Regions from separate parts of the Homo sapiens genome. Here region 1 is linked to region 2. Evidence: read pairs that join two places in POLR2A ChIA-PET (ENCODE). Cell type or tissue: B cell. All regions are shown on one strand. Links, peaks and the distances in the headings refer to the core of each region. The heading gives the core; the rest is flanking DNA.

The links. ChIA-PET counts read pairs that join two places held together with the same protein. Peaks named below come from ENCODE experiments on the same cell type or tissue, not always from the same donor. Only the 100,000 strongest peaks of a DNase experiment are listed, where the experiment ranks them.
Region 1: POLR2A ChIA-PET joins it to region 2 with 7 read pairs; 4 of 35 experiments call an interaction of 5 or more read pairs at or near these places.

The regions. Positions count from the first base shown.
Region 1 is chr12:96,338,810-96,351,369 of GRCh38, forward strand. All of the region lies in intron 1 of CDK17 (cyclin dependent kinase 17), which reads right to left. Among named protein-coding and RNA genes, the nearest start is that of CDK17, 55 kb to the right of the region's middle. In B cell, for the core only: no CTCF peak of the experiment used is centred there; a DNase peak (open chromatin) is centred at 8,262; H3K4me3 peaks cover 656 bases; H3K27ac peaks cover 799 bases.
Region 2 is chr12:96,431,847-96,442,281 of GRCh38, forward strand. No RefSeq gene overlaps it. Among named protein-coding and RNA genes, the nearest start is that of CDK17, 37 kb to the left of the region's middle. In B cell, for the core only: no CTCF peak of the experiment used is centred there; a DNase peak (open chromatin) is centred at 2,545.

The DNA of each region.
Region 1 (12,560 bases), core at 6,451-10,450, 87 kb before region 2:
ACATAACAAAATTCACTATCTTTACCATTTTTAAGTGCAGTTTCAGTGGTATTTATTTCATATTGTTCTGCATCTACCACCATTTTCCATCTCCAGAATTCATTTCATCTTGCAAGATGTAAACTCTGTACCCATTAAAGAATAAATTCCCATTCCTGTCCTTCCCCCAGCCCCTGGCAACCAAAGTCCACTGTGTATTTTACAGTTGCATTATCCGACTATACAGACATCACCACTTCAGAATCTTGCCACACCATTTTTGAATGACCCTTTTGCTATTTTGCTGACCACGGGACCTGCCTATTGTTCTGGATGACAAATAAGGACAAAAATAACAAAGTATTATAGAAATGTTATTACAGAATTAATTCATATAACAGTAACATTCTGTAACACAGAGTAACTATAAATGGATTCAGTATCTATTACAGCACAGAACTGAGCTATCCAAAACTGTAGCCAACAGCAGGCTAATAAGCACTTGAAAAGTACGTAGTCCAAACTGAGTTGTGCTGCAGCTGTAAAATACACAGTGGACTTTGGTTGCCAGGGGCTGGGGGAAGGACAGGAATGGGAAGTTATTCTTTAATGGGTACAGAGTTTACATCTTGCAAGATGAAATGAATTCTGGAGATGGAAAATGGTGATAGATGCAGAACAATATGAAATAAATACCACTGAACTGCACTTAAAAATGGTAAAGATAGTGAATTTTGCTATGTGTATTTTACAACTTTTTTAAAAATTAAAAAAAAAAACCTTAGTGGCTTCAGACAATAACATTTATTATCCCTCACCAAAAAAAAGTTAATAACTATTATATTAATAACATGTTGAGGGCCAAGCGCAGTGTCTCATGCCTGTAATCCCAGCACTTTGAGAGGCCGAGGTGAGCGGATCACTTGAGGCCGGGAGTTCAAGATCAGCCTGGTCAACATGGCAAAACTCTGTCTCTACTAAAAATATAAAAATTAGCCAGGCATGGTGGTGCACGCCTGTAATCCTAGCTACTTGGGCTGAGGCATAAGAATCACTTGATCCCAGGGGGCAGAGGTTGCAGTGAGCTAGGATCGTGTCACTGCACTCCAGCCTGGGTGACAGAGACTCTGTCTCAATCAATCAATCAATAAAATAAAATAAAATAATGTTGAAAAATATTTTAGATGTTTAAGTAAAAAAATCACCAAAATTAACTCTGCCTTTTAAAAAGTTTTCAAAAAATATGCCTACAAAAATCTTAAAAATTACATATGGGGTGCACATTACATTTCTACTGGACAATGCTGACATAGAGCATTTTATATGCTCTATGTCAGCATGGTTTTAAGAGAGTCTAAGAGAAAAAAATAGAATCACATAAACCTTAACCTTTTCTTCATATAGTGCATTTGAACAATGTATCAGGGGACATTCTATGCGCTTCTAACTCAGAATAATACGCATGGCACTTATTTCATCATCAAAGAGTGAAGAAAATCCTGGTCTATAAAGTAATTTTAACTATACTTATTTTATATTCTGTCAGGAGTAAGAAAGATATTTCTAATTCATAAAAGCAAGAGAAAAATACTTATAAAGCTAAACCTTACTATAAAATTTTCAAATAAAATCACATCTTCAAATTGTTCCTATTTTTAATCTGTGGTATAATTGTAAAATTTTAATTAAGTTACAATGATTTGTAAACACAGATAATAAAGAATTTCATTACCACAGCCTAGATCATTATTAAAGAAAAAATATTCCCAAATGAAATAGGTTCCCTGACATTTCTAATTATCTTTAAGTAGAACTGTGCATATCAACTTTTTTCGTTAGCTGAGAACAAAGGCACATATGCTAAACTAAAAACACCTTTTGTGACATAAAAACTACTACTTACACTGGCTTTAAGGTTAATCTTTAATATTTACTATAATAGGGCAGTGCTAAATTACTGATTATCTAAAATTGGAACACTCAAGAGTTTGGTTAAAATATTTTATCAGTTTAATAAAAATTTTTGAGATTATGAAGATCTTTACACTATCATTTCTTTTTTTAACTTTTATGCTCAGGAGTACATGAACATGTTTGTTATAGAGGTAAACTGCATATATGGGGGTTTGCTGTGCAGATTATTCTGTCACCAAAGTAGTACGTATAGTACCCAATAGGTAGTTTTTTTATCCTCTCCCTCCTCCAATCTTCACCCTCAAGTAGGCCCCGGTGTCTGTTGATCCCCTCTTTGTGTCCATGCGTTCTCATTGCTTAGCTCCCACTTATGAGTGAGAACATGTAGTATTTGGTTTTCTGTTCCTACATTAGTTTGCTTAGAATAAATGGATGAATCTGGAGGCCATCATCCTACGCTATTGTTTCTATGAATATTAAGATAGATTAAACAGTGTGACTTAATGGTAAATGACTAAATATTCACATTTCAGTGTAAATGTCATTCTTCAGAGGGCCCTTTTCTGACTCTATTCCTCTATCCTTAGTTTTTACTCATAGCACTTATCATATACATACACACACACACACACACACACACACGTCTCATATATGTACGTGTGTGTACTGCAAAACTAATGTTTTTCTAGATGTCAAAAACACTTCTAGCTTTTTGTAATACTTAGATCAAATTTAAAACGGTAAAAGGGCAGTAAAGGGTTACAGAATGACAGCATATAACTCTCCATTTAAAGACAGTTGAAAATGTTCAAAAATCAGTTATCAACAATAAGTACATAAAAGGAACATGCAAATATAATGAATTATCTTACTTCGCCTTGGGCTAAACTTGTTCTTGGATTATCTGCTATACAATTAAGGAAAGGTAAGAATTCTATTTACTTAAGGAATATAGATAATGATTCTAGAATGCCAACTCAGTTTGGGCCTTAGGAATAGAAAAATATGCATACCATACACTGTTTTAAAAGAAGATAACAGCTAAAAATACTCCCAAACTAGATGTTCTAGTATGAGTCTTTACTTGTAAAAATGGTGTTATAGTGTGGTTTTCTCAGCACTTGCAGTAAGAAACTCTTTGCATACAATTTCACCTTATAGTCAAGCTACTCTAATATAAAAGGACTTATTAGAGTGGCAATCCACTGTTTATGTTTTTGAAATATTCTTAAAACAATTTTTTGTTAATAATTGCAAAATATTAAAGAAAAGGCTAAATATTGTTTTTAAATGACTAAATGACTTTCCTTTAGGTAAATAAGCAAAACATACACGTAGAACAAATCAAGTATTGTGAAGAATAAAATCTAGGATTTATTGGGAAACTAAGATTATTCCACGTAATGTTGCTTTTGTCAGTCTTTCTGAAATATCAAACAGAGATAAAGACAGATTTATTTCTTCATAACATTTTCAGCAACGATGACTATAAATAAAAACTACTGTAAAAAAAGTGAACTCATTAAGTGGCATGTAAGCAAATATTCTGTTATTTTCCCCACAATAATTAAGCCATGACAAATACCCAACACACTCTAGGACATGTAAGCTAATCATACAGAATGAGGAATAACCAGTGTTTAAAACTTAAACTTTTTTCATTAGAGACAATGTTGTTATTTGCATAAAACACAAAGTAAAATACAAAAATTAGCCAGGCGTGGTGGTGTGCACCTGTAATCCCAGCTACTTGGGAGGCTGAGGCAGAAGAATCGCTTGAACCTGGGAGGTGGAGGTTGCAATGAGCTAAGATCATGCCACTGCACTCCAGCCCAGGTGACAGAGCAAGATGCCATGTCAAACAAACAAACAAACAAACAAAACCATGAAGTGATTGTACAAAACACTGACAGAGCACTGAATTAAAATTTCAATCATGCTATAGGTTTTTTATACAAACACTTAAAATTTTTAATCCTTGGCCAAGTGTGGTGGCTCACGACTGTAATCTCAGCAATTTGGGAGGCCAAGGCAGGCGGATCACCTGAGGTTGGGAGTTCAAGACCGCCTGATCAACATGGAGAAACCCCGTCTCTACTAAAAATATAAAATTAGCTGGGTGTGGTGGTGCATGCTGTAATCCCAGCTACTCGGGAGGCTGCCGCAGGAGAATCGCTTGAACCCAGGAGGCAGAGACTGCAGTGAGCCAAGATTGTGCCATTGCACTCCAGCCTGGGCCAACAAGAGAGAAACTCTGTCTTAAAAAAAAAAATTAATCCTTGATGTGTTCAAATCTGAGGCTGATTCTTTTCTTTTGATAGTATGAATAGTGAAACACACAAACTAGAAAAAAAGAAATGTACCAAAGATTTTCCTCCATTCAAAAATACCATAAGAAAGACAATATTAGTTTATTATGACACTTGAGGTGTAAAATGTCAGAGAAGAATGCTCTAGAGCTTGGTTCTTGTACCAAAAACAACCAGTAAACTGGAAAAACAACAAGAATCAACTATCTTCCAAGTATGGAACCTAATTAGACACTAAAAACAACCAGGAAAGTGCTTCATGCAGAGGCTGCTGATCTTGACTCACATGGGCAAACCAGTAGCTACCATTCCCCATTTCTCAGCTTTGCCACAACAGTAAGGAATAGCAGCCCCCATCTCTGGAGCGACTTATTAGTGCCATAGCAGGCAGTGGGAGAATTTTGTCCTCCAAAAATTCAAGTTTGAATATTTTGGTCAGTTTGGCAGATCACTGAGAGACAGGCACAGAGGCAGATGCTTGCCTTTATTTAGGCCCTCTGGGGCTACCGGGCAGGGGAGGCGCACCTGCATCTACTGGAAGATCTAATAAGACAGCACCTTCTTCTTTAAACCAGATATTGTTATATCATTGTCAGGTCACTGACTTACTACAGAGATAATGTAATAGAAACTTCAGTGACTATACACACAAGAAATACACAGTTTGCAAAAATGGTTTTGGAAAGTCACAAAGGGATGACAACAGCCTTCAACTAGCCAAGAAAGGCCTGATGAGTGGGAGAATCTGATAACCACAGTTACCACATTGTACTACAGTGGCTAGGTCTCAACAAATAACCACAAAGCACACAAACAGGAAAGCATGGCCCATTAAGAAAAAAAGCATTTGACAGAAACCTGAAGCAGCACAGAATTTGGAATTGCTAGTCAAAAATGTTAAATCAACTGTCCTAAATATACTCAAAGAGCTGAAGGAAATCAGGAAAACAATGTATGAGCAAAACAAGAATATCAGTAAAGAGACTGAAATTATAAAATGGAATCAAACAAAAATTCCAAAGCTAAAAATTACAATAACTACAATTTAAAAATTCACTAGAGTGGTTCAACAGATTTGAACAGGCAGAAAAAATGATTAGCAAATTTGAAGACAAGGCAATTAAAATTATCCAGTCTTAGGGATACAAAGAAAAAAGAATGAAGAAAAATGAATAGAGCCTGATGAACCTACCGGACAGGGACACTATCAAGTGTACCCACCTACACAGCATAGGAGCCCCCAAAGATAAAAGAAAGGGGGAAATATTTGAAGAAATAACGGTGAAAAGCTTCTCAAAGCTGATGAAAGACATGAATACATACATCCAAAAATTTCAAATAAATCCAAGAATAAATTCAAAGGAGATACAATATTCAGACACATTATATCCAAAGTGTAGAAACCCAAAGACAAATAAAGTATCTTGAAAGCAGCAAGAGAAAAGCAACTAGACATATACATGGGCTCTTCAGTAAGATTAACAGCTGATGTGTCATCATAAACTGTGATGACCAGGCAGCAATAGGAACGGCATATTTTAAATCCAGAGAGAAAACAAAAAGTCAACCAAGAATTTTATATTCAGCAAAACTATCCTTTAAGAATGAAGGAGAAATTTCCAGATAAAAGCCAAGGAAGTATGTTACCAGTAGACCTACTCTACAAGAAAGATAAAGGGAAACCTTCAGGCTATAATGAAAGGACGTAAGACATAACACTGGTAAAGGTAATTACACAGGTAATTATAAAAGAGAGTATTAACGCACTTTTGGTTTTTAACTTTTTGCTTTTCTTGTTTTTTTAATTATTTTATTGTTGTTGTTTTTGAAGTTCTGGGGTATATGTGCAAGATGAGCAGGCTTGTTACATAGGTAAACATGTGCCATGGTGGTGTGCTGCACTTAACCCATCACCTAGGTATTAAGGCCAACATGCATTAGCTCTTTTCCCTAATGCTCTCCCTACCCCTGCCCTCCTCCGACAGGCCTCAGTTAAGTGTTGTTTCCCTCCCTGTTTCCATATGTTCTCACTGTTCACCTCCCACTTATAAGTCAGAACATGAGGTGTTTGGTTTTCTGTTTCTGTGTTAGTTTGCTGAGCATAATGGTTTCCAGCCTTAACCATGTCCCTGCAAAGGACATGATCTCATTCCTTTTTGTGGCTGAATAGTATTCCATGGTGTCCATGTACCACATCTTCTTTATCCAGTCTATCAATGATGGGCATTTGGGTTGATTCCATGTCTTTGCTGTTGTGAATAGTGCTGCAATGAACATACACATGCATGTATCTTTGTAACAGAATGATTTATATTCCTTTGGGTATATACCCAGTAATGGGATTGCTGGTCAAATGGTATTTCTGGTTCTAAATCTTTGAGGAATCGCCACACTGTCTTCCACAATGGTTGAACTAATTTACATTCCCACCAACAGTGTAAAAGCATCCCTATTTCTCCGCAACCTTGCCAGTATCTGTTGTTTCTTGACATTTTAGTAATCGCCATTCGACTGGTGTGAGATGTTATCTCATTGTGATTTTGATTTGCATTTATCTTAAAAGGTAAAAAAAATTATAAATCTGCTGCTGGGCACATAAAATATAAAAAGGTAATCTGTGACAATAACAATATAAAAGGGAAGAGACAGAGATATACAGGAGCAGACTATTTATATACTACTAAGTTGGTATTATTCAAATGAGGTTACTATCATTTTAAGATGTTAACTATAATCCTCAAGGTAACCACTAAAAAACTAACTATAAAATATTACAGAAAAGAAAAAAAACAAAGGAATTAGAATGGTATGCTATTTTAAAAATTAGCAAAGTGCAATAAAAGGGCAAAAATAAAAAAATTAAGGAGTTAGAAACAAATAAGACATACAGAAAACAATAGCTAACTAGAAAAATTAGTTCTTCCTTATCAGTATTTTAAATGTAAATGAATTAAACTCTTCAATTAAAAGGCAGAGATTGTCAGACTGGATTTTTTAAAAACCCAATCCACCTAAATGCTGTCTATAAGAGACCGGGTGCAGTGGCTCATACCTGTAATCCCAGGACTTTGGGAAGTGGGTGGATCGTGTGAGGTCAGGAGTTCAAGACCAGCCTGGCCAACATGGTGAAATCCCATTTCTACTAAAAACACAAAAATTGGCCAGGTGCAGTGGCTCACGCCTGTAATCCCAGCACTTTGGAAGGCGGAGGCGGGCAGATCACAAGGTCAGGAGATCAAGACCAGCCTGGCCAACATGGTGAAACCCCATCTCTACTAAAAATACTAAAAAACAGCCGGGCATGGTGGCACACGCCTGTAGTCCCAGCTACTCGGGAGGCCGAGGCAGGAGAATCACTTGAACCTGGGAGGTGGAGGTTGCAGTAAGCTGAGATCATGCCACTGCACTCCAGCCTGGGTGACAGAGTGAGACTCTATCTCAAAAAATAAATAAATAAATAAATAAAATTAGCCAGGCGTAGTGGCGTGCACCTATAATCCCAGCTATTCAGGAGGCTGAGGCAGGAAAACTGCTTGAATCCGAGAAGCGCAGCTTGCAGTGAGCCAAGATTCCACCACTGCACTCCAGCCTGGGCAACAAGAGCAAAACTCCACTAAAAAAAAGGCCGGGCATGGTGGCTCACGCCTGTAATCCTAGCACTTTTGGAGGGCAACACAAGTGGATCATGAGATCAAGAGATCAAGACCATCCTGGCCAACATGGTGAAACTCCATCTCTACTAAATATACAAAAATTAGCTGGGCATGGTGGCAGGTGCCTGTAGTCCCAGCTACTCAGGAGGCTGAAGCAGAAGAATCACTTGAACCCAAGAGGCAGAGGTTGCAGTGAGCCGAGATCACACCACCGCACTCCAGCCTGGTGAGGGAGGGAGACTCTGTCTCAAAAAAAAAAAAGAGAGAGAAGCACTTTGGATACAAAGACACTAAGAAACTGAAAGTGAAAGGATAGGAAAAAATATTCCATGCAAATAGTAACCAAAAAAGAGCAAGTGTAGCTATGTTTTTGTCAGACAAAACAGAGTATGATAACAAGACACGAAGGCCATCATATATTATAAGGGGTTCGATACATTAAGCTATATCAATTATAAACGTTTACACACCTAAAAACAGAGACTAAAAATATATTAAGCAAAAACAGAATTGAAAGGAGAAACAGACAACTCTACAATAATAGATGGAGACTTCAATATCCTATTTTAAGTACTGGACAGAAGAACCAGACAGATTTATAAAGAAATACAGGACGTGGCTGGGTGTGGTGGCTCATGCCTGTAATCCCAACACTTTAGGAGGCAGAGGCGGGCAGATCACCTGAGGTCAGGAGTTTCAAACCAGCCTGGCCAACATGGTGAGAACTCGTCTTTACTAAAAATACAAAAGAAGCTAGCCAGGTGTGGTGGTGCATGCCGGTAATCCCAGCTACTCAGGAAGCTGAGACAGGAGAATTGCTTGAAGTTGGGAGGCAGAGTTGAAGTGAGCCAGGATCACACTCCAGCCTGGACGACAGAGTGAGACTCTGTCTCACAGAAAGGGGAAGGGAAGGGAGGGGAGGGGAGGGGAAGGGAGGGGAAGGGAGGGGAAGGGAGGGGAAGGGAGGGGAGGGGAGGGGAGGGGAAGGGGAGGAAAGAAATATAGGACTTGAACAGCACTATATACCTATTGTATTAGACCTATCAGATATACATAGTACACTCCACCTAACAAGCAGAATACACACTCTTCAAGCGCATATGGAACATTCTCCAGGACAGGCCATAAGGCAGGCCATAAAACAAGTCTTAATAAACTTTAAAAAACTAAAATCATAAAAAGCTCTTTTCCAATCAAAATGGAATGAAACTAAAAATCAGAAACAGAAGGAAAACCGGAAAATTTGTGCATATGTGGAAATTAAGCAACATATTCTCAAACAAGCAACTGATCAAAGAAGAAACCACAAGAGATATAAAAAAGACCCTCATGCAAATGAAAACAAAAACACAACATACATAAGCATATGAGATGTAGCTAAAGAAGTGTAAAGAGGATGTTTATAGCTATAAAAGCTTACATTAAAAGAGCTCAATAACCTAACGGTACACTTTATAGAATTAGAAAAAGAACATCAAACAAAACTCAAAGCTAGCAGAAAGAAGAAAATAATAAAGTCCAAATTGGAGATAAACAAAATAGAGAATAGAAAAAGAATAGAGAAAAAACAAAACAGAAAGTTGGTTCTTTAAAAGATCAACAAAATAGGCTGGGCACAGGGAGGCTGACGTGGGTGGACCACCTGAGGTCAGGAGTTTGAGACCAGCCTAGCCAACATGGTGAAACCCCATCTCTACTAAAATACAAAAATTAGCTGGACGTCAAGGCAAGTACCTGTAATCTCAGCTACTTGGGAGGCTGAGGCAGGAGAACTGCTTCAACCTGGGAGGTGGAGGTTGCAGCGAGCCGAGGTCGTGCCACTGCACTGCAGCCTGGGCAACACAGCGAGACTCTGTCTCAAAAAAAAAAAAAAAAAAACAAAAAAGAAAAAAAAAATCAACAAAATAAATTTTTAGCTAGACTGACTAACAAGAAGAGATTACACTCAAATGACTAAAATCAGAAAGTGGAAACATCACTACCAATTATACAGAAATAAAACGGATTATAAAAGAATGCTATGAACAATTATATGCTAACAAATTGGATAGCTTAATGAAATAGACAAACTCTTACAAACACACAAACCAGCAAAACTCACAAGAAGAAAGAGACAACCAAAATATACCTAAGAAGTGAGCTGACAATCAGTATAAAACACTTCCAACCAAAAAAGCCCAGGACCAGATGACTTTACTGGTAAAGTCTACCAAACATTTAAAGATGAATTAACAACCTATTCCTAAACAACTGAAGAGGGGGTAACACTTCTTGACTTCTATAAGGCCAACATTACCCTGACACCAAAGCCAAACAAAGACATCGTAAGAAAAGAAAATTTTACAAGTCAGTATCCTTTATAAATATAGATGCAAAAATCCTTAAGAAAATACTAACAAATTGAATTCGGCAGCTTATTAAAAAGATTATACCAAATGGGTATATAATGAACCAGGATTTGTCTCAAGAATGCGACGGTGGTTCAACATAAGAAAATCAATTAATGTAGCCAGGCGCAGTGGCTCACGCCCATAATCTCAGAACTTTGGGAGGCTAAGGCAGGTAGATCACCTGAGGTCAGGCGTTGGAGACCAGCCTGGACAACATGGTGAAACCCCGTCTCTACTAAAAATACAAAATTAGCCGGGCATGGTGGCGCATGCCTGTAATCCCAGCTACTTAGGAGGTTGAGGCGGGAGAATCGCTTAAACCCAGGAGGGGGAGGTTGCAATGAGCCGAGATTGGGCCATTGCACTCCAGTCTGGGCAACAAGAGCAAAACCCTGTCTCAAAAAAAAAGAAAATCAACTAATGTAATACATCACATTAGCAAAATGAAGATAAACCACATGAACTTCTCAATTGATTTAGCAAAAAAAAAAAAAAAAAGGATTTTACAAAATTCAACACCCTTTCATGATAAAATCACTCAATAAACAAAAGAGAAAGGAATTTCCTCAACATGAAAAGGCCATATATAAAAACTCACAGCTAATATCGTATTCAATGGTGAAAGACTGAAAGCTTTTCTCTTAAGATAAAAAACAAGACAAAGATGCCTGCTTTCACCACTTCTATTCAATACCGTGCTGGAAGTTCTAGTCAGAACAATTAGGCAAGAAAAAGAAATATAAGGCAGCCAAATAGGAAATGAAAAAATAAAACTATCCCTATTTAGAGATGACATGATCTTATATGAAGAAAACCTTAAAGAATCCACAAATAAAACCCCATTAGAGCTAATAAACTAATTTCCTTAAGATGTAGAAAGAAAACTGCCATGATGAAATCAGTTGTATTTCTATAGGTTAGCAATGAACTATATGAAAGGGAAATTTTAAAAAGAATCCATTTAGAATAGCATCAAAAACAGTAAAATACTTAGGAATAAATTTAACCAATGCAGTGATAGACTTATATGCTGAAAATTACAAAATATTGTTGAATAAAATTAAAGAAACCTAAATAAATGAAAGTATATCCCATAGTCATGGATTGGAAGACTTAATATGATGTCAACATTATCCAAATGATCTACAGGTTTAATGCAATCTCTATCAAAATTTCAATGGTGCTCTTTTGCAGAAAAAGAACATGGTCTAAAATTTGTTCCGGTTTACAGTGAGCTATGATTATGCCACTGCACTCCAGCCTGGGTGATAGTGGGATCCTGTCTCAAATTTAAAAAAAAAAAAAAAGCAAGACAACGACGATATCTTAAAATTTATATGGAATTCCAAGGAACCTTGAATAGTTTTGAACTAGAAGAACAAAGGTGGAGGTCTTATGTGTCCCCATTTCAAGACCTAATAAAAAGATAAAAAGCTACAATAATCAAAACATTATGGTATTGACATAAGAATAGATATATATAGACCAACAGAATAGAATTGAGAACCCAAACACAGACTCTCACACCTGATTTTTGACAAAGGTACCAGGACCATTCAATAGGGAGGGAGCAGTTTATTTAGCAAATGGTGCTGGGAAAACTGGATGTTTTCATGCAAAAGAGTGAAACTGGACCATTACCTTACACCATATACAAGAGTTAACTGAAAATGAATCAAAGGCCTAAATATAAGAGTTAAAACTGTAAAACTCTTAGAAGAAATATTCCTGATATTGGATTTCACAATGATTTCTTAAATATGACACCAAAGGCACAGGCAACAACAAAAAAGACCCCCAAAAACAGACATATTGGACTTTAAATTTAAAATGATAGTAAAGAGAGTGAAACAACCCACAGAATGGGTTAAAATACTTGCAAATCATATATCTGACAAGAGTTTAATATCCAGAAAGAACTGCTACAACTCAACAGCAAAAAACAAACACCCAATTTAAAAATGGGTAAAGGTCTTGAATGTACATCGCACCAAAGATATACCAATGGCCTATAAGCACATAAAAAGATGCTCAACATTATTACTCATTGGAGAAATGCAAACCAAAACCACTATGAGATACCACCTCATACCCACTAGGATGGCTACTATCAAACAGAAAGCAGTGTCAGTGAGGATGTGGACAAACTGGAACACTGATGCAACTGTAAAATGGTGTAGCCATTGTGAAAAACTGGTAGTTCCTCAAAAAACTAAACACAGAATAATCATATGACCCAGCAACTCTACTCCTAGGGATATACCAAAAAAAAAAAAACTGAAAACAGGGACTCAAACAGATACTTGTACACCAAT
Region 2 (10,435 bases), core at 224-4,223:
GGTCTGAAGAAACTCCCCAGGCCTCCACAAACAAGTTTATTGGGGCCTAAAGGAACTCCCCAAACCTTTATGATTTAGCAGGATACAAATAAGGGCAATTGGCTGGGCACAGTGGCTCACGCCTGTAATCCCAACACTTTGGGAGGCCAAGGCAGGCAGATCACAAGGTCAGGAGATCCAGACCATCCTGGCCAACATGGTGGAACCCCATCTCTACTAAGAATACAAAAATTAGCCGGACGTGGTGGTGCGTGCCTGTAATTCCAGCTACTCAGGAGGTTGAGGCAGGAGAATTGCTTGAACCCAGGACAGGGAGTGTTGCAGTCAGCCGAGATTGTGCCACTGCATTCCAGCCTGGGCTACAGGGCAAGACTCCATCTCGGAAAAAAAAAAATACAAAAATTAGCCGGGCATGGTGGCGCATGCCTGTAATCCCAGCTACTTGGGAGGCTGAGGCAGGAGAATCACTTGAATCCAGGAGGTGGAGGTTGCAGTGAGCCGAGATTGCGCCACTGCACTCCAGCCCGGGTGACAAGAGTGAAACTCTGTCTCAAAGAAAAAAGAGAGATAAAGGTCATCACCCCAGCACCTAGACCCATTTAGACTAAGTAAACTTACTAAGGCTTCAGAAAAAGATCTACAGGACTCAGACCCTAGTTACAGATTAAAAGAAGTTCATCACTTATGTCTTTAGATGAATATAGCTTAGAAAGTATATAAGCTTTGGAAAACTTTGTAATTTGGAGTTGGTCTGGCGATAATTTCCAGACCTTCTCCCTGTAACCAGTTACAGAAGTAAAAGTTCTCTTCCTCCCCAGTTCATCTGCATCTCGTTATTGGGCCATGAAAAATAGAAGCCTGGCCCTCAGTTTGGTCTGGTAACAGTTGCAGTGAGCTGAGATCTTGCCACTGCACTCCAGCCTGGGCAACAAGAGTGAAACTCCATCTCAAAAAAAAAAAAAAAAAAAAACAAAGACTATAACAAGGGCTGTGGGAATTCTGAGCCAGGAACCGTGGACAAAAACCTATATATATATCATAACACCACAGGCCACTCCCTGGTTTTCACCCATGGATCACTTACATCAAATAATATACACAATCATTAATAGTTAATGAATAGTTATTAATACAATTATTACTAGTAATAATGCATTAATAATTAACACAATGTGTTTCAGTCCATCACAGTGTGTATCTCCCAGGATGAGGCCACTTAGGTTTTCAGGTTTCATTTAGATCTTGTCAGGTTCCAAAAGCAGGAGTGGCCTCCATAGATATGCTGCCTCACCCTTTCAGGCATCTGGGGAATTGAGGTAAGTGGCTGGGCATGGTGGCTCACACCTGTAATCCCAGAACTTTGGGAGGCCTAGGTGGGCGGATCACTTGAGGTCAGGAGTTTGAGACCAGCCTAGCCAACATGGTGAAACCCCATCTCTACTAAAAAAAAATACATAAATTAGCTGGTTGTGGTGGCAGGCGCCTGTAATCCCAGCTACTTGGGAGGCTGAAGCAGAATTGCTTGAACCCATGAGGCGAAAGTTGCAGTGAGCCAAGATTGTGCCACTGCACTCCAGACTGGGCGACAGAGCAAGACTTTGTCTTTAAAAAAAAAAAAAAAAAAAAAAAAAAAAAGGCCGGGCACTGTGGCTCACGCCTGTAATCCCAGCACTTTGGGAGGGTAAGGCTGGCAATCACCTGAGGTCAGGAGTTAGAGACCAGCCTGAGTGAAACCCCATCTCCACTAAAAATACGAAATTAGCCGGGCATGGTGGCACATGCCTGTAATCCCAACTGCTCGGGAGGCTGAGGCAGGAGAATTGCTTAAACCCAGGAGGCGGAGGTTGCGGTGAGTTGAGACTATGCCATTGCACTCCAGCCTGGGCAACAAGAGCGAGACTCCATCTCAAAAAAAAAAAAAAAAAAGAGGAAAGCGAGTGTAGGAGGCAAGATGGTGAAAGAGGATCAATAATTACACTGGGAGTAGAGGTTTGGAGGAAGTGTCAGTACATTCAAGTGTTCCCTTAGGAGAACCAAGTTATGTGCAGTAGCTTCATTTATTTTATTTTATTTATTTATTTATTTTTTAAGATGGAGTCTCGCTCTTGTTGCCTGGGCTGGAGGGCAGTGGTGCGATCTGGGCTCACTGCAACCTCCACTTTCCAGACTCAAGCAATTCTCCTGCCTCAGCTTCCTGAGTAGCTGGGATTACAGGCACGTGCCACCATGCCCAACTAATTTTTATATTTTTAGTAGAGACGGGGTTTCACCATGTTGCCCAGGCTGGTCTTGAACTCCTGACCTCAAGTGATTCGCCCCTCTTTGGCCTCCAAAAGTGTTGGGATTACAGGCATGAGCCGCCGTGCCCAGCTGGCTTTATTTATTTTATTAAACACTAAAGAGAAGGGCAGAGGTCTTGGAAACATTTCGGTTACACAGACACACTTACAAAGAAGACTAACAGTGTAATAGTGCAAGCCAAAGATGCGTAATGAGTGATGCAGATCATAAGTGCAGTAGAGACTTGAAAGGAAGGGAAACCACAGTGGATTACAGTGGTCAGGAAGGGCCTCACGTGACATGTGAGACTTGAACTTTGAAGAATGTTTAAGAGTCAGTTAAGGGAAGACAAGAGAGCATTCTTGATAGATAGAGAGATGGATAGAGAAAATGGAAAGAGCAAAGTTGTGGAATGAAGAACATGCCAAGAATACAAGAGTGCCAATTAGGATTAATACAGTGGTCTCTTAAAATGATAACGCTATGAACCAGGAAGTTGGTTCTGTTTTAGCAATTTAAAAATCTGGTTGTGAAATTATAAAGGTGGAGCTAGTTACAAATTACTGTTTCAAAAATAATTATAGCCTGGGCACGAGGGCTTATTCCTGAAATGCCAGCACTTTGGGAAGCTGAGGTGGGAAGATTACTTGAGGACAGGAGTTCAAGACCAGCCTGGACAACATGGCAAGACCCCATCTCTACAAAAAATTAAAAAATTAGCCTGGTGTGGTGGTGTGCACCTGTGGTGCTACTTGGGAGGCTGAGGTGGGAGGATTTCTTGAGCCCAGGAGGACGAGGCTGCAGTGAGCTGTGTTCATGCCACTGCACTCTAGCCTGGGCAACAGAATAAGACCCTGTCTCTTAAACAAAATTATAACAAATACAGACTTAAATTCAAAATAATATAGTTGGTCAAATTGTTAATTTATTAAAAACTATAGCACTGGTCATTTCTATAACCACAAATATCAACATAAAGTTACAAGATTATACAAACATGCTAGTCATGACTAGTTGACTAAAATATATAAGGTACAAGGTAAAGGACAAAATAGAAAGTATCCATGTCTATGAATAAAGGGTTATTAAAAATTATTGTGGCCAGGTGCGGTGGCTCATGCCTGTAATCCCAGCACTTTGGGAGGCCGAGACAAGAAGATCACGAAGTGAAGAGATCAAGACCATCCTGGCCAACATGGTGAAACCCTCTCTACTAAAATTACAAAAATTAGCTGGGTGTGGTGGCACATGCCTATAGTCTCAGCTACTCAGGTGGCTGAGGCAGGAGAATCACTGGAACCCAGGAGACGGAGGTTGCAGTGAGCCGAGATTGCGCCACTGCACTCCAGCCTGGGCGACAGAGAGAGATTCCATCTAACAAAAAAAAAATTGCATATAAGATATTCTAAGAACTACGTGAGACAAAAAGTTATGGCATAGAACTGTCCTTAAAGAACTAAAATCTAGAGATGTCTGTGTGTGGCAAGATGGTAGGGCGAAAGGCTAAGGAATGTAGACTTTTTTTTTCTTTTTTTGAGATGGAGTCTTGCTTTGTCACATAGGTTGGAGTGCACTGGCTTGATCTCGGCTCACTGCAACCTGTGCCTCCCGGGTTCAAGCAATTCTCCTGCCTTAGCCTCCCGAGTAGCTGGGATTACAGGCGTGTGCCACCAGGCCCAGCTAATTTTTATATTTTTAGTAGAGGTGGAGTTTTGCTATGTTGCCTAGGCTGGTCTCGAACTCCTGGCCTCAAGTGATCAGCCCACCTCGGCCCCCAAAAATGCTGGGATTACAGGCGTAAGCCACCATGCCCAGCCCCACAGTGATTCTTTAAAATGTCAGTATCACCCCTGTTTCACACAGCTGGAAGTACATGGAGGAAGGCCTCCAGGAACTCAGCTGACACGCTCCCAGCACCTCCTCAACATTTTCCCAGCCTGTTCCCCATACTGCATACTGAGATGCTCCTGGTCCTCTCTTCCTACTTACTGTTCTACCTGGCCCTTTGGACTTCACCTTGCCACTACACCCCTAGTTATCAGTTTGCTGTCTACACATATAGGATGTTCTTTCAGCTACAAGAAACAGAAATCCCAACAAATAGTGGCCTAAGAGCATAATAATATTTGTTGTTCACTAAACAAGAGGCCAGTCTCAAGGTTAGTTTGGTAATTCAACAATGTAATCAAGAAGGCAGAGTCCACCATGCCTCCTCAGTAAGTCAGCAATGTCTGTCTTTGCGAAGCTCTTGCCTTGAGATCCCCTCATACAACGGCATTCAAGCTGGAATCGAGGGAAGAGAGGCCAAAGGCTTCCACTTCCCTAGCGTTTCTTTTATCAGGAAATAAATTTTTTCCTCATACCCTCAATTGACTACTTCTGACAATGCACTGGTTAAGTCTGGGCCATGTGCCCAGTCTCCTACCAATACTGGCAAAGGAGAATAAGTCCACTACGATTGGCTTAGACCAATCATCACTCATCCCATGGGCTGGGAATGTTTTCCTGAACAAAACCGGGGCTCTGTTAGCAGGAAAGAAGGGGAATGGCAGTGGAGTAAGCAATTCAGAGTATCTGTGATGGACTGTGAGTACAAAACCTTATCCTGTCCTGTGTAATCACTTCTCAATTAGCCCTTGGAAGCTCCACCTCACTGCCTTCAGCCCCTATCTTCCCTACTACTCTTTTGGAAAGTTCTTGGTTTGATTTGTCCTGCATCCTTACGCAAGTCATAGGTAAGTCTATAAGATGTAGACAGTAGTCCTTACAAAAGAATTGCCCAGAGAGGGCCCTTGCTTGGATCCGCAAGGCAAGGCTGACTGATGCTATGAGAGATATCAGTGAGGTCTTTTGAACCTCTGTCACTAGTTTTATCTTATATGTACAGATTTGAGAGTTTAGCTCTTGCTTTTAATCCCTAGAGTCTGTCAAGTGTTGGATTTTATGGGGGTGGATAATATAAACATCAAGGATTAGGGGAGAACAGTTTGAGGAGGAGCTGAAAGAAAAATAGAGAATGCCAGTGTCTGCAGATGACAGGGCCTTTGTAAGACTCTCTCATTATCATCTCTTTTCTGTGGTTCATTTCACATTAAAATTTCCATCAGCATTTTGGCATGGATAAACCTTGGCAATGTCTCCTTGAAAAAATAATTATCATGTATTTTTCTTGTTAAAGCTGAGCAGATTTTTTAAAATGGTTACAGCTCTGGAGTATTCATTAGTAAAATCTACTGGGCTTTTAGATAGTAGGTATCATTAGTGTTCTGTAATGTAGCTAATTTCATTCACTGACCTCTCTTTGCGTCTATGCTTTTATAGTTCTTTATTCCAATAGTTCTAATTATCATAAATATAAAAGGGGTACACATGTCCATTTTTCTTTCTTTCTTTCTTTCTTTTTTTTTTTGAGACGCAGTTTTGCTCTTGTTGCCCATGCTGGAGTGCAATGGCATGATCTCGGCTCACTGCAACCTTTGCCTCCAGGGTACAGGTGATTCTCCTGCCTCAGCCTCCCAAGTACCTGGGATTACAGGTGCCTGCCACTATGCCTGGCTAATTTTTTGTATTTTTAGTAGAGAATGGGTTTCACCGTGTTGGCCAGGCTGGTCCTGACTTCAGGTGATGCACCCACCTCGGCCTCCCAAAGTGCTGGGATTACAGGCATGAGCCACTGTGCCTGGTCTACATGTCCATTTTTTAAGAAGTTTTTGCTTCATTCCACCCCCGATGCTGTGTTGCTCTGTCCTTATAAGCATACCCGTTAACCTCGATGTCCTAGGACTTATCTATTTATTTATTTAATTTGAGACAGGTCTCGCTCTGTCATCCAGGCTGGAGTGCAGTGGTGTGATCATGCCTCACTGCAGCCTCATCCTCCTGGCCTCAAGCAATCCTCCCACCTTGCCTCTGGCATAGCTGGGACTGCAGGCATGAGCCACCGTGCCCAGCTAACTTCTTTTATTTTTAGTAGAGACAGCTATGTTGTCAGGAGCTGATCTTGAACTCCCAGGCTCAAGCAGTCTTGCCACCTTGGCCTCCCAAAGTGCTGGGATTGCAGATGTGCCACAGCCCTGGTCCTAAGATTTATTTTTGATTTGAGAGGAACAAGAGGGCTCGTGACTAATAGGGGCCAACTCTTTCTGGTCCAGTGGGCTTCTTCCTCTATTTTCCCTAAAATAGATTGTTTATACATTATCCTAAGCCATGTTTACGCCAGGGATTTTCATGTATGCCAAATAACATTTATAAGAAAATTTAAGTTCAGTTGAGAACTGCAAATAAAAAGCTTTTAGTTAAAAAGAAAAAAGCTTTTAGTTAAAAAGAAAAAAGCTTTTAGTTAAAAGGTGACCTCATCTCTCATTCTGCCCATCTTTCATACCCCTTTCCTGTGTATACACACACGTGCCCTCCCTGCTCTCTGGCCACCCTGGATTCATCATCATTCAGAGGAAAAAGATCTCTGACCTGCATGCCTTTGCTTATTTTATTCCCTTTGCATATGGGGCCATCTCCACCTCTCTGCCTAGTTATTCCGTCTTATCCTTCAAGGCCCAGTTCAAAAGCCATCTCAGTGTGAGACCTTTCTAGAACTCACTTCCATCCTGCTTCCTAGGGATATTTCAGCCCTTCCTATTCTCTGTATTCCTATAATAGTTTGAAATAGCTTTCCTCTAAAGCTTATAATGTCTTAGTCCCTGCCTGTCCTAGCCCTGCCTACTTTTGGCTAGAGTCGACCCTCACCCTGGAGAGTTCTTAGAACCAGGGCACTACCTTTCATCTCCCTGTTAGCCCTGATACTGCTTAGAGTGCCAGCTGCAGTGCCCCTGGCCATCAGATGGAGTATTTGGGTACCAATATGAGCCCTCATCATCTAAGTGCATCATGCCTCTTTTGGCATTACAATTGGGACAGCTGGGTACTCTTTAGCCTGATTTGCTCTCTTCTCTCCATTGTCTTTATTGCCAGACTGTGAACTCACTGAGTGTGTGAACTAGACTTTACAACTTGGAGATGACAGAAATTTCAATATCTCAAGCAGTGATAGTGAGAAGTGTGTTAAAATCCTCAGTTTACTTTTCTTTGAGTCGTGGTGCACAGGGTTTTAGAAACAGAGGCTCCAAATTTAGCCAGGAGTGGTGGGGGGCACCTGTAGTCCCAGCTACTTGGGAGGCTGAGGCAGGAGAATGGCATGAACCCGGGAGGCGGAGCTTGCAGTGAGCCGAGATCGTGTCACTGGACTCCAGCCTGGGGGACAGCGAGACTCTGTCTCAAAAAAACAAAAAAAAACAAAAAAAAAACAAAACAGATGCTCCAATGATTGTTCCCTTGGTGAAGATTTCTTCAAAAACAAGCAGTTCTCAAAAAAGGAAAAACAAATGGCTTACAAACATCTGAAATTATATTTAACCTCACTCATAATAAGATAAGTACAATTTAAATATATGCTGAGATACCATTTTTTACCAACAAAATAGGCAAAAAGCAAAAACTTTGTTAACAGGCTGTACTGTTGAGGATATGTAATAATGCATGCTCTTCTGTGAATCTACATGTTCTTTGACCCAACAGCATCACTTCTATATATATATATTTTTTTTGAGACAGAGTTTTGCTCTGTCACCCAGGCTGGAGTACAGTAGCATAATCATAGCTTACTGCAAACTTGACCTTCCAAGTTCAAGCAGTCCTCCCACCTCAGCCTCCTGAGTAGCTGAAACCACAGGTGCACTATTTTTTTGTTTTTTGTTTGTTTTTTGAGACAGAGTTTCACTCTTGTCACCCAGGCTGGAGTGCGGTGGCGTGATCTCAGCTCACTGCAACCTCCGCCTCCCAGATTCAAGTGATTCTCCTGCCTCAGCTTCCCAAGTAGCTGGGATTACAGGCGCTCACCACCACGCCCAGCTAATTTTTGTATTTTTAGTAGAGACAGGTATTCACCAAGTTGGCCAGGCTTGCCTCGAACTCCTGGCCTCAGATGATCCACCTGCCTCAGCCTCCCAGGGTGCTGGGATTATAGGTGTAAGCCACTGCACCCAGCCTTTTATTTTTTTATTTTTACTTTTTGTAGAGACAAGGTTTTGCTGTGTTGTCCAGGCTATTCTCAAACTCCTGGGCTCAAGCAATCCTCCTTCCTCAGCTGCCCAAAGTATTGGAATTGCAGGTATGAGCCACTGAGGCCAGACTAGAAATTTATCTTATAGACATGCAGGCATATGTGAAAATCAGCTTACATATTATGTTATTCATGTCTGTATTATTTGTAGTGGAATCAGAGTAAAACAACTTAAAGTTTTATCAATAATGGTTGAACTAGTTTACAGTCCCACCAACAGTGTAAAAGTGTTCCTATTTCTCCACATCCTCTCCAGCACCTGTTGTTTCCTGACTTTTTAATGATCGCCATTCTAACTAGTGTGGGATGGTGTCTCATTGTGGTTTTGATTTGCATTTCTCTGATGGCCAGTGATGATGAGCATTTTCTCATGTGTCTGTTGGCTGCATAAATGTCTTCTTTTGAGAAGTGTCTGTTCATATCCTTTGCCCACTTTTTGATGGGGTTGCTTGTTTTTCTCTTGTAAATTCGTTTGAGTTCTTGGTAGATTCTGGATATTAGCCCTTTGTCAGATGGGTAGATTGTAAAAATTTTCTCCCATTCTGTAGGTTGCCTGTTCACTCTAATGGTAGTTTCTTTTGCTGTGCAGAAGCTCTTTAGTTTAATTAGATCCCATTTGTCAATTTTGGCTTTTGTTGCCATTGCTTTTGGTGTTTTAGACATGAAGTCCTTGCCCATGCCTATGTCCTGAATGGTATTGCCTAGGTTTTCTTCTAGGGTTTTTATGGTTTCAGGTCTAACATTTAAGTCTTCAATCCATCTTGAATTAATTTTTGTATAAGGTGTAAGGAAGGGATCCAGTTTTAGCTTTCTACATATGGCTAGCAAGTTTTCCCAGCACCATTTATTAAATAGGGAATCCTTTCCCTATTTCTTGTTTTTGTGGCAATTCATCAAGGATCTAGAACTAGAAATACCATTTGACCCAGTCATCCCATTACTGGGTATGTACCCAAAGGATTATAAATCATGCTGCTATAAAGACACATGCACATGTATGTTTATTGTGGCACTATTCACAATAGCAAAGACTTGGAACCAACCCAAATGTCCATCAATGATAGACTGGATTAAGAAAATATGGCACATATACACCACGGAATACTATGCAGCCATAAAAAAGGATGAGTTCATGTCCTTTGTAGGGACATGGATGAAGCTGGAAACCATCATTCTCAGCAAACTATCGCAAGGACAAAAAACCAAACACCACATGTTCTCACTCATAGGTGGGAATTGCACAATGAGAACACTTGGACACAAGAAGGGGAACATCACACACCGGGGCCTGTTGTGGGGTAGGGGGAGTGGGGAGGGATGGCATTAGGAGATATACCTAATGTAAATGATGAGTTAATGGGTGCAGCACACCAACATGGCACATGTATACATATGTAACAAACCTGCACGTTGTGCACATGTACTGCAGAACTTAAAGTATAATTAAAAAAAAGGTTTATCTATAATGAAATGAGTAAATAAATTATGGTACATTCACACATTGGAATACTGTGCAGCCAAATATATTGTGAAACTATTTTATGTATTGATATGAGATTATTTCCCAGCTCTATTATTGGGAGGGGAACAGGAGGCAGAAGTCATGGAGTGTCAGGGGCACATGTGTGGAAGGGAGGTAATATGGTTTGGCTCTATGTACCCACCCAAATCTCATCTCAAATTGTAATCCCCACGTGTTGAGAGAGGGACCTCGTGGGAGGTGATTGGAACATGGAGGTGGTTTCCCCCTTGCTGTTTTCATGATAGTGAGTTCTCACAAGATCTAATGGTTTAAAAGTGTGACTTCCTTTGCTCTCTCTCTCCTGCCATCGTATAAGACACACCTTGCTTCCCTTTCACCTTCCACCATGATTGTAAGTTTCCTGAGGCTTCCCCAGCCATGCAAAACTGTGAGTCAATTAAACCCCCTTTCTTTATAAATTACCAAATTTCAGGTATGTCTTTATAGCATTGTGAGAACAGACTAATACAGGAGGTTTTCACTGTTTATCCTTTCAAGACTTTGCTTTTTTGACCATA